Linked DNA regions of Homo sapiens: region 2 is linked to region 1. Evidence: read pairs that join two places in POLR2A ChIA-PET (ENCODE). Cell type or tissue: PC-3. All regions are shown on one strand.

Region 1 (5,000 bases):
AGAATTCCTTTATTGTTGTCTACTAATTGAATAGTTTTCTTACTCACATTGACGAAACTGCTGTGTTCCTTATATTTTACAGTTAGTTGGGAATAGATAGGCTTTAACAGGATACAGGGAGGAAGCATCAATAGCTAGCATAGAAACCGAAGAGCCCATCACTCTTCAACTTTACACAGAATCTGCTCAGATTTAATGACATCAACTTACTGCTGCTAGTGACCTAACTGGAACTTCCTGGCACCTTGTATAGTTTTAGTAATTTCAGAAATTACTGTATGTTACTTTTTTTTTTTTTAAGAGGCAGGGTCTCTCTGTCACCCAGGCTGGAGTGCCCTGATGTAATCATAGCTCATAGCTCACTGCAGCTCGAACTCCTGGGCTCACGGGATCCTTCAGCCTCAGCCTCCTGAGTAGCAGGGACTGCCCAGCTAATATTTCTTTTGTTTTGTAGAGACAGGGTCTCGTTATGTTGCCCAGGCTGGTCTCGAGCTCCTGGACTCAAGCAATCTTCCTGCCTTGGCCTCCCAAAGTGCTGAGATTACCATTGTGAGCCACTGTGCCTGGCCACTAGCTTCTTCTTGTTCCTGGCTTTGCTTTCTACCCTCATCTCATCTCAACATCACACACATACATACTCCACCGTATGCCAGGGTACTCTTGGGCCATTTGGTTGGACATACCCTGCAATTTCAGTCCAGGCCTTCAAACTTACTGTTTTTCTCTGCGGAGAACACTCACTCCTGTCTCTGCCTTTTTCCCTTCATCCATCCTCCCACCTTCTCTGAAAATAACTCTTTCTTGAATCTTCAAGTCTTAGCTTGTTCTTCTCTTCAAATTTTTGTGTTGGGTGCCCCTTCTTTGTGCTCTGAGTGTATCCTGTTCTTCCCCCATCATGGTACATAAGTATAATTGGCTATACTAAATTTTACTTATTTACCTGTCAGTAGCCTCTTAGGTAGGATCAATGTTTGTCTAACTCACCATTGTAACTCCAGCTCCCTGCTCTGTGCAACCTAAATATAATAAGAAATGTTCAATAAAAATTTGTTGAATAAATGAATAAAGGAACAAAGAGCTACTGGGTGTTTAAAATAAACTAGAATATTCAGACGAGACCCAGGTGCCTGTTCCTATCAGTCATTCATCCTTCTTGGCTGTAGCCACCAACCAGCACCTGTTTTTCTATCAAGAGAAGATTCATTCCGTAATAGAACTCCTGTAACAGGACCCTGCCATGCTGTCAATGAGCATATCTGCAAACCCTCTGTTACTGCCATTAGGATTCACTCCCTCACACATGGATCATTAATTGTAAGACTGCATATTTTGTCGCAGAATTAATGTAAGGTACTTATTCTGTATGGGTACCTAGCACAGTACGCTTTACAGTTGCATTGTTCCATAGATGTGTGCTGATAATTATAAACCCAGGGGACCTCCAGCAGCCCATCAGGATCTCTGCCAGTAGATCTTGCATGAAAGCCATTTTTCTCACCATATTGGTTATGCCTCTGACCAGCTCCAAGAGAAGGGCAAAAGTAGGGAGCTGACCGACTCTATCATCAGCACTGTCCATCTCTGTTCAGGGACTTCACTGCTGACTTCTGGGACAGTTTCTGCCCTCGCCTCACCCCTACCCCTACCCATTTGGAATCATAAAGTATCTAGGAAATAAAAAGTTGTTCTTACAGATAAAAATTAGGGACCTTTGAGAACCAGAGTTGCATAAGTCTAGGATAGGGCAATTGAATTTCTCCACTGGAAATGTAGTTGAAGATTCTTTATCTGAAAAATTGTTCATTTTAATGTAATAGGCCAGAGCACTATAACTAAAAAAACTGTGGTTAATTCTGCTTGCTGATTACTATTATCACTTTTCGGTCTGGTATTATAGACATATGCCTTCATCACCATAAGACTATTTTTATTTTTAAAAAGCATTCTGGTTTTGAGGGATAACTTTGGCTTAGGATATAAAACCAGTCTCCTAAATCTTGGATTTCCATAGCTTGTGACTGCTGTGTTGCCTAGAATATGAAACAGGTGGCCATCTCATGCCATTCATTTTCTTCTGTAAAATGATCTCCCTATGTGATATGGAAGTATTTTTGTAAGTGATATAAACACATTAAGAATGGAAGAGACTAAATATAATTACTTACTTTAAAATAGATAAAACATTTGTTTGTAGTGTGTATAATATACACACTTGTATGTTTCACCCTTTCCAGAACAAATATATGGTCACAGAAAGCTTAATATGATCATATTAAGTTGATCCTGTTTCTAATCCTGCATTAATCACAGCAAGGTCACACTGAAATCATCTAGTAATTAGTCAACATAATAATAATAGTTCCTTTTTTTTTTTTTTTTTTGAGACAAGGTTTCACTCTTGTTGCCCAGGCTGGATAATGGTGCGATCTCAGCTTACTTCAACCTCCACTTCCCGGGTTCAAGTGATTCTCCTGCCTAAGCCTCCCAGGTAGCTGGGATTATAGGCACCTGCCACCACGCCTGGCTAATTTTTGTATTTTTAATAGAGATGGGGTTTCACCATGTTGGCCAGGCTGTTCTCGAACTCCTGACCTCATGATTCGCCTGCCTCGGCCTCCCAAAGTGCTGGGATTACAGTTGTGAGCCACCACGCCTGGCCAATAGTTCCATTTATTGATTGCTTTTCACTTGCCTATAGCTGTGGTAGGTGCCTTATTTACATTCTCTCATTTAATCCTCATACAATCCTGGGAGATAAATAAGTACTCTAGTTCCTTTTTCCACATGCAGAAACTAAGGCTCAACATGAAGCCACTTGGACAAGGTCTCACTGCTAGTAATTGACACAGCCAGGATTCAAACCCTGGTTTGACCCCATATCCTGTGTGTGTGTTCTTAACCCCTGCACTGTTTTAACTGTTGAGTCAAAGCTAGACAGAAATTTGTTAGTATCGTGATAAATGGACATACCATTTCTGCTTCTGGAAAGTCGCTAATGACTAATAGCCACAAAGGAAGCATTATGCTTTGTTTTCTAAGAGCTTTACTAGACTACTTATTTAATGCAAATGCTATTCCCCTGAGATAGGCCAGCAGCTCTCAAACTTGCGGCACATCGGAATGACATCACAAGCTTGTAAACATGGAACTGCCCAGGGCCCCATTCCAGACCAACCGAGTTAGAATCTCCAGGGGTGGGGCCCAGGCATCTGATGTTTATTACACTCCCCGGGTGATTCTCACACACACATAAGTTTGAGAATCATTGAGGTCTGTGAGTGGTAGGGTTTTGTTATTGTTTTAGGAATTACAATGTTCAGGTTTGTCAGTTTAGTCAGGGCCTCACAGGAAGTTTGGGAATAGCAAAATTATAACTAACAAATTATAAATCATCTTGTCTAATTTTATAGTATAATTGTCAATTGGCAACATCTGCAGTATGACCTATTAAAATGGAACTCATTGAATTTTTATTTTTTTCTCATTGAAAGATTCTGTATCCACAGAAATGAAAAAAAAAAATCCTAAAATGTACATGGAATCACAGAAGACCCCAAATAGCCAAAGTTATACTAAGCAAAAAGACCAAAACTGGAGGAATCACATTATCTGACTTCAAATTGTACTACAGAGCTGTAGTAATCAAAAGAGCATAGTACTGGCATAAAAACAGACTCATAGACCAATGGAACAGAATAGAGAACTCAGAAACAAATACACATACCTACAATGAACTCATTTTCAACAAAGAGGCCAATAACATACACTGGGAAAAGAGTCTCTTCAATAAATGGTGCTGGGAAAACTGGATATCCATATGCAGAAGAATGAAACTAGACCCATATCTCTCACCGTGTAGCAGGACAAGCCGCAGACAAAACTCCTCAGACACCGAGTTAAAGAAGGAAGAGGTTTATTTGGCCGGGAGCATTGGCAGGACTCCTGTCTCAAGAGCTGAGCTCCCTGAGTTAGCAATTCTTGTCCTTTTTAAGGGCTCACAACTCTAAGGGGGTCCACGTGAGAAGGTGGTGATCGATTGAGCAAGCAGCGGGCACGTGACAGGGGCTGCCTGCACCAGTGGTCAGAGTGAAACAGAACAGACCGGCAAGTTTTACAATGTCTTTCTGTAATCTATAGATAACATCGGTTGCTAGGTCAGGGGTCGAATTTTAACTACCAGGCTTAGGTCAGGCAGGCCTAGGCCTGGTTTCGGGTCTGGTTCCTAGGCACCAGGCTACCTGCCTTTAGTTTTGCTTCTCTTTCCTTTTCTGAGTATAAAACAATATGAGAGGGTCTGTCTCTCTTCTCTCAACCATACACAAAAATCAAATCAAAATGGATTAAATACTTAAACCTAAGACTTCAAACTATGAAACTACTACAAGAAAACACTGGGGAGGCCAGGTGCAGTGGCTCACGCCTGCAAACTTAGCACTTTGGGAGGTCAAGGTGGGCAGATCTCTTGAGCTCAGAAGTTCAAGACCAGCCTGAGCAAACATGGCGAAACCCTGTCTCTAAAAAAAATTCAAAAAATTAGCTCGGTGTGGTGGCTTGCCCCTGTAGTCCCAGCTACTCAGGAGGCTGAGGTGGGAGGATCGCTTGAGCCCAGGAGGTGGAGGTTGCAGTGAGCCAAGATCAAACCACTGCAATCCAACCTGGGTGACAGAGTGAGACCCTGTCTAAAAAAAAAAAAAAGGAAAAGGAAAAAAAATACACTGGGGAAACTTTCGGATATTGGTCTGGGCAAAAATTTCTTTAGTAATACCCCACAAGCACCGGCAACCAAAGCAAAAATGGAATGGACAAATGGCATCACATCAAGTTAAAAAGCTTCTGCACAGCAAAGGAAGCAATCAGTAAAGTGAACAACCTAGAGATTGGGAGAAAATATTTTCAAATTACCCATCTGAAAAGGGATTAATAACCAGAATATAAAAGGAGCTCAAACAACTCTATGGGGAAAAAAATTTAATAATCTGATTGGGCAAAAGATTTTAATA
Region 2 (5,000 bases), 240 kb before region 1:
CAGCCCTGCAGCATTGTGGATGTGGAGGTATGGCTCCCGTGGGGGCGGTGGGAGAAGTACATCTCAGACTCCTGAAACCTTGGGAAAAGAGGGTGGGAGTGGTCATACCTCACTTTGAGGTTCTGATAAGAATTGTGTGTGTCTGTGTTTCAGTTCCTTCCTGTGTATCACCCCAGCCCTGAGGAGAGCAGGGACCCCACCCTCTATGCCAACAATGTTCAGAGGGTCATGGCACAGTGAGTGCCCCACAAACTATTTCCTGGAGCAGTTGCACAGGGCAAAGGAACCACAGGGGCGTGGAGGGGGCGAGGTTTTCAGGCAAAGATCGAGGAGCAGGCAGTGGGAAGGGCTCTTGAACAGCTGAGACAGAGGCAGGGAGATTTAAAGGGGCCTGATCTACTCCAGTCAGCGGGCCAGGGTCAGGAACCAACCCTCAGAAGTTTCTTCTGCTTCCTTACCCTCCATCCCATCCCTCTTCATCCTGTAGGGCTCTGGGCATTCCAGCCACCGAATGTGAGTTTGTAGGGAGCTTACCTGTGATTGTGGTGGGCCGGCTGAAGGTGGCGTTGGAACCACAGCTCTGGGAACTGGGAAAAGTGCTTCGGAAGGCTGGGTAAGTGGTCTTGGAAATGAGGGTATGAGCAGTGTCACAGAGAGAGAGAGAGAGAGAATAAGAAGGGGAGAAATGAGAAGGAAGAAGGAAAATCTTAAAAATGAAAAAAACTGGGAAGAAAGATAATAGAATAAATAAAAGGAAGTGGGGAATAAATGGAAGGATATGTAATAATGCAGGTGAAAAAAGTAAGAAGGGGCCGGGCACGGTGGCTCACACCTGTAATCCCAGCACTTTGGGAGGCCAAGGCGGGTGGATCACCTGAGGTCAGGAGTTCAAGACCAGCCTGACCAACATGGCAAAACCCCATCTCTGCTAAAAATACAAAATTTGCCGGGTTTGGTGGCACATGCCTGTAATCCCAGCTACTTGGGAGGCTGAGGCAGGAGAATTGCTTGAACCTGGGAGGTGGAGGTTGCAGTGAGCCAAGGTCGTGCCACTGCACTCCAGCCTGGGTGACAGAGCAAGACTCCGTCAAAAAAAAAAAGAAAAGAAAAGAAAAAAGTAAGAAGTGCTCTCAAGGGACTGTGAGTCAGTACATCTTAGAAAAACAGCAGCTAAACCTGTACTGATAGAACTCTTGGTACTGGGGCTGAAGTCCTGCTGATGGTGTGTCCAGAAGGAAACTGAGACAGCTCTCTGCCTTCAACAATTCCATCGTAGGCTGTCCGCTGGCTATGTGGACGCTGGGGCAGAGCCAGGCCGGAGTCGAATGATCAGCCAGGAAGAGTTTGCCAGGCAGCTACAGCTCTCTGATCCTCAGACGGTGGCTGGTGCCTTTGGCTACTTCCAGCAGGTAAAGGAGCTGGAACAAAGAGCAGAGCAGAACCCAGGCTTCCCTCCAGGCTGACATGTTCCTAGTGGCCGTATCAGTCACTCACAGTTTGGAGTCCTCAGTGGATGTTCTCACAGCTGTTGTTAGATGGCCATCCCCTGAGATCCACTGAAGATTCATTTTTTAATCAGGCATCCAGTGCATTGAAGAGCAATGTTATCATCATGAGGAGGAACAAGGGAGAAATAATCAGTAAGGACTATAAATTTCTGAAACCACTTTAGAGAGTGGCGAAGGTGGGGAATCATAAGACCTTTTGGGGTGCTGGGTGAGGGTCTTTGAAGGAGAGTCATGAAGGTTACGTGGGAAGATGACATGTAGAAGAAACAACACCGGACAGTTAGATGGTTGAGAGCTTGAGACCCAGCTATATCTGTAGGACTTGGGCAGATTATTTTAAATATCCTATAGCTTCTCTAGAGGAATTTTCTCAAGATTCTTAGCAAGCCATGTATTTCTCAAGATTTAACCAAGTTCCCTGGTCAACTTCCAAAAATCCTAAAAGATTCTTAATGCTTATGAACAACCAACAGTGGTCCCAAGGAGCTTTTTGATCTGAGATGCAGAATGTGACCCTCAACATCCTCTGAAGGGACAGAGTGACCAGGTATCTAGATTCCTTAGATTGAGGCGGACTGTCCCCGAAAAGAGCTTCCCCCACTTGGCCTGTAGCAGAGCAGAAACAAAAATTCAAATGCCATGGTCTCCCATGGAGCTGGTACAGCAGGCATCCTCCTTGTGTTTTTCATAAGAAATTATGCCTGTGTCCCCCTTTCAATCTGTTGGACCAGTTCTTCTACATAGGCTGAGTCAGAGAGAACCAGTTTGTCTAGCCTGGGGACCAGGACTGCCCTCCGCTGGCATGTCAGAGACTTCATAGTAGCTTCAGCATTCCTGAGGGATTCCCTTACATTCCTAGGAGATCCCTTTATGGGAGGGCTTTGTCACCAGGTGACCTGATATAGCTTGAGAAAGCCTATGACCTGAGAGAAATTCCAGGGATCCTAAAGAGTTTGGAGCTCACAGTTCTGAGGGGAGCAGTCACAGGGATCACCCCCATTATTTGCTGAGAAGAGGGAGGAGTCAAAATCCAAAGAGCAGGAAGGGAGGCGCAGGGTCCCCGCATTGCCCTGGTTTCTTTTTCACACCAGGATACCAAGGGTTTGGTGGACTTCCGAGATGTGGCCCTTGCACTAGCAGCTCTGGATGGGGGCAGGAGCCTGGAAGAGCTAACTCGTCTGGCCTTTGAGGTAATGGGGGGTGGCGGTGGTGGGGGGTGCTTAGTGGCTATGCTCACCCCGCTCCAGGAGGCCTATTTTGGTATGCTGTTTCCAGTAGCTTCTAGATACTAGGCATTTGGTATCCAACCTAGTGCCACAGTGCCTAAAACTGCAGACCCCCGGCCTCTATGTTGAGACCTAGCTGGGCACAAGAAGAAGGAAGAAGAAGGAAAAAGCTATAAAGTCTACAGTTCTGCAGAAAGGGCACTGGAGGGTCAGGGAAGGCTTGTGCACCACCCTTTTGGAAGAGGAGGAGCCTGTCAGGCCAGTCTGTGGGGCAGGGTGAGGCCATGGCATGAGGAGAGAACTTGACTCTTATCCCTTTCTCTCCCAAGCTCTTTGCTGAAGAGCAAGCAGAGGGTCCCAACCGCCTGCTGTACAAAGACGGCTTCAGCACCATCCTGCACCTGCTGCTGGGTTCACCCCACCCTGCTGCCACAGCTTTGCATGCTGAGCTGTGCCAGGCAGGATCCAGCCAAGGCCTCTCCCTCTGTGAGTCACTGCCTTCTCAGCCCCACACGGGCACTTGGGGCACCATCAGCATCCAGGAAAGCACTGGGCTGGGAGGGAACAAGGGTTAGTGGCCAGTGCTGGAGATCAGAACCTATGAGAAGTAAGGCTGGGAGGAACAGGCTAGAAAGGAAGAGAGGACCTGAACCTGGATTTGAGAAGTTAAACAGAGTAGAGGCACAAGGTGTTTTAGTTCTGAGAAAAAAGCAGGGAGATTCTCTTCTCGTTCTTAGATCTTTTCACTTTTCCCCATCTCTTATTTGTCCAGGTCAGTTCCAGAACTTCTCCCTCCATGACCCACTCTATGGGAAACTCTTCAGCACCTACCTGCGCCCCCCACACACCTCTCGAGGCACCTCCCAGACACCAAATGCCTCATCCCCAGGCAACCCCACTGCTCTGGCCAATGGGACTGTGCAAGCACCCAAGCAGAAGGGAGACTGAGTGCCTCAGCCTCTCACCCCCTCCTCCTCAGGGCAGCGCTAGGGGCCTCCCCTATGCCTCAGCCCCATCTCTGCTCCTGTTTGAATTTTGTTATTGTTGTTTGGTTGTTGTTTTTTTAAGTTGATTTTAATTTTTTGTTTGGTTGATTTTTTTGTAAAAAACTATTTTATATATAAATATAAATCTATATCTATATCTATTAAAAAAAATGAAGTCCAGTCATATTGATGTTACCATTACTTGGGAAGGAAAGGGATGAATGGTTGTAGGACGCCCGTTGGAAAATCACAAATGTTTCCAAGGTTCGTCCTCTTGGCCATAGCTGGATGAATCTTCCTCTTCGGACAGGGCTCTTTCCTGCACAGAAATCATACTGAGGTTCCATATCCTCCCTCCTGCTGTCATCTCCTATATGTACATTTTAACAGACTTCCTCGTGAACCTCTTTTCAGCCCATTCCCTCTTGCTCTGTCCTCATTAAAGATTAAAAAATAGCTTGCTACCATTCCATATTTAATAATCCTACTGAGACTTGATTCCATCGCCCCTAGTGGAAGCAAGGAGCTGTGTCAGTAAGGAACCGGCCTCCTCCCTGCAGGTCAGACCAGCTACACAGGAGGGTTTCTCTGACACAAGATGAGTAAGGACACTGAAGTCCTTTCTGTTCAGCCTCTTTTCAAGGAAGAAAACAAGGCCCCCTAGAGACACAATTATGGACAATTAGAAAATTAGGCTGGGCATGGTAGCTCATGCCTGTAATCCCAGCACTTGGGGAGGTTGGGGCAGGCAGATGGCTTGAGGCCAGGAGTTCAAGACCAGCCTGGATGCTGTGGTGAAACCCCACCTCTACAAAAAAAAAAAAAAAATAGAAAAATTAGCTGGACATGCTGGTGCACACCTGTAGTCCCAGCTACTTGGGAGGCTAAGCTGGGAGGATTGTCTAAGCCCAGGAGGTTGAGGCTGCAATAAGCCATCGTTATGCCACTGCACTCTGTAGCTTAGGCTACAGAACGAGACCCTGTCTCAAAAAAAGAAGAAAGAAAATTAGATCTCTATCTCAGAGATCTAACAGGTAGAAAAGCATCTTTCTATCTATAGACTTCAAGGGAGGCAGATAATTATAAGATGCCCAGATAAGCCTTCCTGACACCAAGTCCAGGCTTGTGAAGAGGGGATGTATAATGTGATCATTGGAGATTCCTCAGTTTGGAGACTTATCACAGCCTGAGAGCCAGTCTGTTGCCAGGAGGAGGCTGCAGGGAGCCAAGATAAGGCTGGAGACAAGATTTATGGATTTGTAGAATCTAAGACTACCCCT

Evidence for each region. ChIA-PET counts read pairs that join two places held together with the same protein. Peaks named below come from ENCODE experiments on the same cell type or tissue, not always from the same donor. Only the 100,000 strongest peaks of a DNase experiment are listed, where the experiment ranks them.
Region 2: POLR2A ChIA-PET joins it to region 1 with 6 read pairs; 6 of 35 experiments call an interaction of 5 or more read pairs at or near these places.

The regions. Positions count from the first base shown.
Region 1 is chr15:34,121,037-34,126,036 of GRCh38, reverse strand. No RefSeq gene overlaps it. Among named protein-coding and RNA genes, the nearest start is that of PGBD4, 21 kb to the right of the region's middle. In PC-3, no CTCF peak of the experiment used is centred here; a DNase peak (open chromatin) is centred at 3,086; H3K27ac peaks cover 2,696 bases.
Region 2 is chr15:34,357,809-34,362,808 of GRCh38, reverse strand. It overlaps LPCAT4 (lysophosphatidylcholine acyltransferase 4), which reads left to right. Exons shown (of 14, transcript NM_153613.3): 8 at 1-27; 9 at 154-236; 10 at 488-613; 11 at 1,277-1,409; 12 at 2,600-2,698; 13 at 3,064-3,220; 14 at 3,507-4,176. The coding sequence ends at 3,682. Among named protein-coding and RNA genes, the nearest start is that of LPCAT4, 6.9 kb to the left of the region's middle. In PC-3, CTCF peaks have their summits at 2,336 (motif pointing left) and 4,233; DNase peaks (open chromatin) are centred at 2,298, 3,218 and 4,258; H3K27ac peaks cover 3,193 bases.